Regions from separate parts of the Homo sapiens genome. Here region 1 is linked to region 2. Evidence: chromatin contacts called from ENCODE Hi-C or POLR2A ChIA-PET data. All regions are on one chromosome and are shown on one strand. The core of a region is the stretch at or near the end of the contact, and the rest is flanking DNA. Distances in the headings are between cores, read along the strand shown.

The links. A loop is a pair of places that touch in the nucleus more often than their neighbours do. ChIA-PET counts read pairs that join two places held with the same protein, here RNA polymerase II (POLR2A). Pooled maps may share reads with other maps.
Region 1: a loop to region 2 is called in a map with no recorded cell type, with 4 times the contacts of the local background. The contact joins two enhancer-like sites. A Hi-C loop is called at or near these places in 1 of 168 maps with a recorded cell type or tissue (naive thymus-derived CD4-positive, alpha-beta T cell), 5 of 37 single-sample maps with no recorded cell type and 3 of 50 pooled maps. POLR2A ChIA-PET finds 5 or more read pairs at or near these places in 1 of 52 experiments (PC-9).

Annotation. Positions count from the first base shown.
Region 1 is chr12:38,384,849-38,388,038 of GRCh38, reverse strand. No RefSeq gene overlaps it. Among named protein-coding and RNA genes, the nearest start is that of ALG10B, 70 kb to the right of the region's middle. RefSeq lists enhancers at 2,737-3,190, 2,130-3,190. Within about 2 kb of position 1,283, at least 3 of the 41 ENCODE cell types and tissues checked have a DNase peak (open chromatin) inside an H3K27ac peak, as active enhancers do.
Region 2 is chr12:38,349,227-38,352,395 of GRCh38, reverse strand. No RefSeq gene overlaps it. Among named protein-coding and RNA genes, the nearest start is that of ALG10B, 34 kb to the right of the region's middle. RefSeq lists an enhancer at 1,567-1,646. Within about 2 kb of position 1,580, at least 2 of the 41 ENCODE cell types and tissues checked have a DNase peak (open chromatin) inside an H3K27ac peak, as active enhancers do.

The sequences.
Region 1 (3,190 bases), core at 34-2,533, 36 kb before region 2:
TTGACTGGGTTACAGTCCTCAATTATTTGATCAATCATTAATGTAGGTGCTACTATGAAGATATTTTGGAGATGTGACATATACATATGTACATGTATGTGTATGTGAGTACACACATACATATAAGTTTCCTCACTATCAATACAAAGATAAGGATATGGACATCTTGGGGGAAGGTGGAGTCATTATTTAGCATACCAAAATCTGTCCTTTTCAACTGCTTTTGTTACCAATGTGTGTAGTAGTCAGTGTCCAACCAGGCAAATAAAAACAGTGGGGAATATATATTATTCATTGCAAGGAATTAGTTAACATGATTGTGTAAGCTGGCTAGCTCAAAGTCTAAAATCCACAGGGCAGGCTAGAACTCTCAAGGGTAGGCTGAAGCTGCTGTCCACAGGTGGAATTTTTACTTCTAGAAACCCTTACCTTTGTTTTTAAGATCTTTCAACCAATTAAATCAGGTCCAACCAGATTATCTAGAAAAAATTGCCCTCCTTATAGATAAGACTTTAATCACATCTCCAAAATATCTTCACAGAAGCACCTACATTAATGTTTGATAAAATAACTGAGGACCGTTGACAGATAAAGTCAACAGTCCAATCAAGTTGGCACATAAAGGTGAGTATCACTGTCCCCCCATTGTCAACTTGGCACCCTACACATTTCCTTAAATCTTAATATCCAAATAAGACAATAATAAAGTCATACTTTCACATAACACAACTATCTCGAATACAACCTAAAACATGTTAATCCCTTCCCAAAGGGGATGCAAAGTACATGATATTCCTTCTTCTCCTTTGATATCCTTTAACTTAAATGCTGTGATATAAAGTAAATCATTATTACTATGTATTACATTAGATGATAAGTAAGAAAAGAAAAATAGTTAATATACACAAACATATTCATAACAAAATAAGAAAGAAATGCTGATAAATACGAGAGTACTTATTTCTGTACATGGTCATATAGTCACAGTTGGTATTTCTAACTACCCTTTTCTGCTACCTATTCCATATTCCCTTTGCTCTCTGCAAGGACCTCAGTTGGTGTGATTCTATGCATGACAGGGTGATCCACACGTTCATTCCTGAAGGTGCTGACCCATTAGTAATCCTGCCTGAATTTTGGGCGCAGTGGTTTGCCCTGCCACCTCACTTCTCTTATGGATCTAAGCAGAGTTGATTTTTCAGTTTTTTTTTTTTCCAACTTTTTACTTGTTAAAACAGAGTGACAACTTTCAGTTCCTTTCAAATGGAAACAGAAACTGGAAGTCCCTTTGTTATTCTTTTTATTGCCCAATAACATCCCATGGTATAGACTTACCACATTTTATTTATCTATTTCTTTAATCAATTGATAGACATTTAGTTTTTTCACTTTTTTTGCATAATGCTGCTATGAATATTCATGTACAAGTTTTTGTGTGGACATAGGTTTTCATTTCTCTTGGATAGATACCGAGAGATGGAAATACTGAGTCATATGGTAATTCTATGTTTAACCTTTTGAGAAACTGTCAGATTGTTTTTTAAAGTAGTACCATTTTACATTCTTACTAGTAGTGTATAATGGTTCCAACGTCACTACATGCTTGCCAACTCCTATTATCTGTCTCTTGACTGAAGACATAGTAGTGTGAAGTAATATCTTGTAGTTTTTATTTACATTTTTCTGATGACTAATGGTGTTGACCATCTTTTCCTGTGTTCATTGGACACTGGCATACATTCTTTGGAGAAATTTCTATAAAGACCCTTTGCCCTTTTACAATTTGGCTTTTATGTCTTTTTCTTCTTAAGTTGTAAGCATTCCTTGTCAGAGATAGGATTTGCCAAAAATTTCTTTCATCTTGTGGATAGTCATTTGATTTTCTTGATGTTATCTTTTGTGCACAAAAATGTTAATTTTCATGGTGCCCAATTTATCTAATTTTTTTATTGTGTTGCTTTCACGTTTGGTGTCATATCTAAGGAAACATTGACTAACCCAAGTTCATGGAGATTTATACCTATTTTTTGTCTAATAGCTTAATAATTATAGCTCCTAAATTTTGGTCTTTGATTCATTTTGAATTAATTTTGTGTATGATATAAAGTATAATTCCATGCTGGGAGGCTTGAGGGATCATGGTGGACGAGAGGCAGGGCTAGACTGCAGCTCCAGACAGAGCAGCATGCATTTTGTTCTTGCATAATCCAGATCACCTGCAAGAACAAAACAGCAATCTTAAGAGGACCCATAAACCCTCTGAAGGAAGCAGACTGCTCCTCCAGGACCTGGGAGACATCTCAAATACTGTGAGTGCCCCAATTGCAAAAGTGGGAAAGGGAGACACTCCTGCACAAACACACACCCCCACTGCAGAACTTGAAGGTCTGCTTGTAGGAGAAATTCCCGACTTTACCTGGAGCTCAGTCAAGTTAGAGATCAAAGCCAAGCAAAATACAGGGTGGGGTGGAGGAGGCAGTGGAGAGGCCCTAGGATCTCACTGGGTCCCCAAGCAGCCCAATACTGCCTGGCATCACAGGGATCCCTCAGGAGGGTGGCCAGAGGAGCAGGGGATAAAACTCCACAGGGAGAAGGAATTCTCTAGCCGAACTTGGTAACAATTTGAATGGGGCAAGAAGCCTCCCGGCCAGAAGCTGGGGGAGGGCGTAAATCTGGTGTGCAGACTTCACAGGCAGGGGGAAGAACTAAAGCCCTTTTCTTTCGCAGCTGGGAAGTGCAAAGCCTCCGGCAAGTTTTCAAGCCCTTCTCACCCTCCACCTGGAAACGGAATTGGAACTGTTCGGGAGGCACGGTGGGAGTGAGACCAGCCCCTCAGTTTGCATGGGAGCTGGGTGAGGCCTGTGACTGCAGGCTTTCCCCTACTTCCCGGATAACCTGCATGACTCAGCAGAGGCAGACATAATCCTGCTAGGTACACAACTCCAGTGACCTGGGAATCTCACCCCCATTCCCCACAGCAACCACAGACTCTCCACCCAAGGAGAGTGTGAGCTCAGAAACCGCAGCCCCACCCCCACCTGATGGTCCTTCCCTATCCACCCTGGTAGCAGAAAACAAAGGGCATTTAATCTTGGGAGTTCTAGAGCCCCACCCACTGACAATCCCTCCCCACACCACTACAGCTGATACTTTCTGGAAAGCGCCACCTCCTGGCAGGAGGTCAACCAGC
Region 2 (3,169 bases), core at 331-2,830:
ATGGACACAGGAAGGGGAACATCACACTCTGGGGACTGTTGTGGGGTGGGGGGAGGGGGGAGGGATAGCTTTAGGAGATATACCTAATGCTAAATGATGAGTTAATGGGTGCAGCACACCAGCATGGCGCAGGTATACATATGTAACTAACCTGCACATTGTGCACATGTACCCTAAAACTTAAAGTATAATAATAATAAAATAAAATAAAAGATTAGACAAAACAGTGATACCTAAATATACTTATAATAAATTACTCATTTTTTAAAATAAAACAGTGGAAATACAAAAAAAAAAAAAAAGAAAATGTGACACATATACACCATGGAATACTATACAGCCGTAAAAAAGGATGAGTTCATGTCCTTTGTAGGGACATGGATTAAGCTGGAAACCATCATTCTCAGCAAACTATCCCAAGAAAAAAAACCAAACACCGCATGTTCTCACTCATAGGTGGGAAATGAACAATGAGAACACTTAGACACAGGAAAGGGAACATCACACACTGGGGCCTGTCATGGGGTTTGGGGAGTGGGGAGGGAAAGCATTAGGAGATATACCTAATGTAAATGAGGAGTTAATGGGTGCAGCACACCAACATGGCACATCTATACATATGTAACAAACCTGCACATTGTGCACATGTACCCTAGAACTTAAAGTATAAAAAAAAAATTGAAAACAAAAAGTTTGCCCTGTCCATCCAATTTATCTCCTGAGCCTTGCAATCAGCCTTTTTAGTTGCTTCTATATCTATTCAGTGTTTCTTTATATGTATCAACACATCTGTTTGCATGTCTTCTTATTTATCTTCTTTATCACACAAAAAGGTTATGTGCCCAATACATTCTTGTGCTCCTTGTCCCCAAACTTTTCTAATATAGCCTGCCATTTATGCACTTTGTAATGTAATGGTCACATGGTCCCATTTATAGTAAGCAGAAAAAGCCGAGTCTGATTCATTGAAAGGTTATTGCCCTTCTGAGGAGGAAATTAAAACTATGTAGCAATCTTAATTTTAAAGTAAATTGTGGTGCTGTGGCATAGCTGTGACCCTAAGCAACAATCTCATCTAACAGTCTTAGAACATTCTGTTGGCATTTGATATCCTTAATAGCCCAAAGAAACCACATAAAAGTGCTTTAAAAAAAGACTTGTTGAATTCAATTAAATTTAGAAGAAACTTGGCTGTTTTGCTTTTGTTTCACTTTTGCTTTAGTTTAAAAACTGTGAGGATGAGGCAAGTAGCTTAGATGTTAAAACTTAAGTAATAAACAGATGGGGAGAAGACATAAGTGTGAAAAACTGTCAGTCTATCCATCCATTCATGCATGCAGCAAGAATTACTGAGCTCCTGCTATACTCCAGAAATGATTCCACACCCTGGGGATACAGTGGTAAAAATGCCAAGCTCATAACAGCTTGATGCCTGTATTCTAGGCTCTAGCATATTCTGTTACCCTATACAAAGGCACTATGACCTGCCACCAAAATTACTGCTCTGCCTCCTATCTCATTTCCTCATTTCTATCCATCCAGCCTTTGGTCTACACTCATAACAGCAGCCAGATTTGTTCTGTTAAAAAACAAAGGCCAGATGATGTCATCCCTACTCAAAATCCCCTGATAGTTTCTCATCCCCTTTGAGTAAAAGCCAACGTTCTTATAAAGCTTACACGATCTAGCTCTCTTACTGATCAGTGAAACTACATAATGATACATTTGGATATAAAACATTATAAAGACTATGAAAAATGTAGAGTAATATATAACAGCATTTCTCTTTCCACTGAGCAATATTAAGTACTTAGTGTGTACAGATTACTGATGCTACCTCTTTAGATTCCAGGTATGAGAACGGTTATGGCTGAGTACTAAGTGCAGGCATTGGCTTAAGTAACCATAGATTTCCTTTCATAAAAGCATTGACATATTTAATGGAAGTGGTAGATAAACATTCATTATTTCTGCTGTACCATTGTCCTATCTATCCATTAAGAAAATACGCAAGAAAGCACAGCAGAAAAAAAGTTGGTTGAAAATAGTAGATTTAGGCAAGACTGAATTGAAGATCTTTAATTCTTTCCCTTGGAATTTCTCAGAGTTCAGAGACAGGCTCAATAATAAAACAATTCAATGCCTTAAATGAAATATAAATCAATGCCTTAAAAAATACTGTTTTATTTTGCAAATGAATGAAAAGATCCCAACTTTATGTTTCCCAAAACATCGAAAAGAGGATTAAAAAGGTGGTTGGCTATATTTTTTTCCAAACAGAGTCACATATTAAATGTTACAGATAATTTTCAGCCAACTGACAGGAAGACTTTTAATCTATAATAGTTTTATATCCTTCCATGTAACTTTTGGTAAAGTGGATTATACGGCTAGGATTTCCAGACAATATACTAAAAACAAAACCACTCTCAATTCCTTGAAAGAAAATAGTTCATACTATTTACCATGGCTGCATTCTGAATTTTAAATGCAAATAGTACGTTTATGCAATGACACTCAAAAAATCTATTGAATGAATTAATAAACAAATAGATCCAAATAAGTCTTTCTTGCATATTGATTAGTGGAAAGAAAACAAAGAACCAGAACCATCTAGGAGATTTACCTATATTTGGGATAGGAACCTCTCTTCCTCTGGAATTCCTTGCAGGGACATGCATTTAAGTTGCGCTTTAGATCCCACGAAGCAGCATGGGGGTGCAGAAAGAGAAGGCTGGTGGTGGTCAAAGACTCCTGAGCTCATATCATGGCATCCTGTTTGCTAGCTGACAAAGTGATCTTATGTGTGTTAGTTCTGTGGTTCCATTTTGCTATCTATAAAATTTGCCTAACACTACCTCCCTTACAGAAACATAGTGAGGATAAAGGAGATAACATCTGTACAGATCTCATGGTCTTTGCATTTAAGTTCTCTCTCATTGAAATACTCTTTTCTCAACACATTGCTTAGCTGTTTCCTTCTTTTTATATTTTTTCCATAGGTTATTGGGATACAGGTGATATTTGGTTACATGAGCATGTTCTTTAGTGGTGATTTGTGAGATTTTAGTGCACCCATCATCCAAACAGTATACATTGCACCCTATTTGTAGCCTTTTATCCCTTGCCCCTCTACCACTCTTCCCCCCAAGTCCCCAAAGTCCATTGT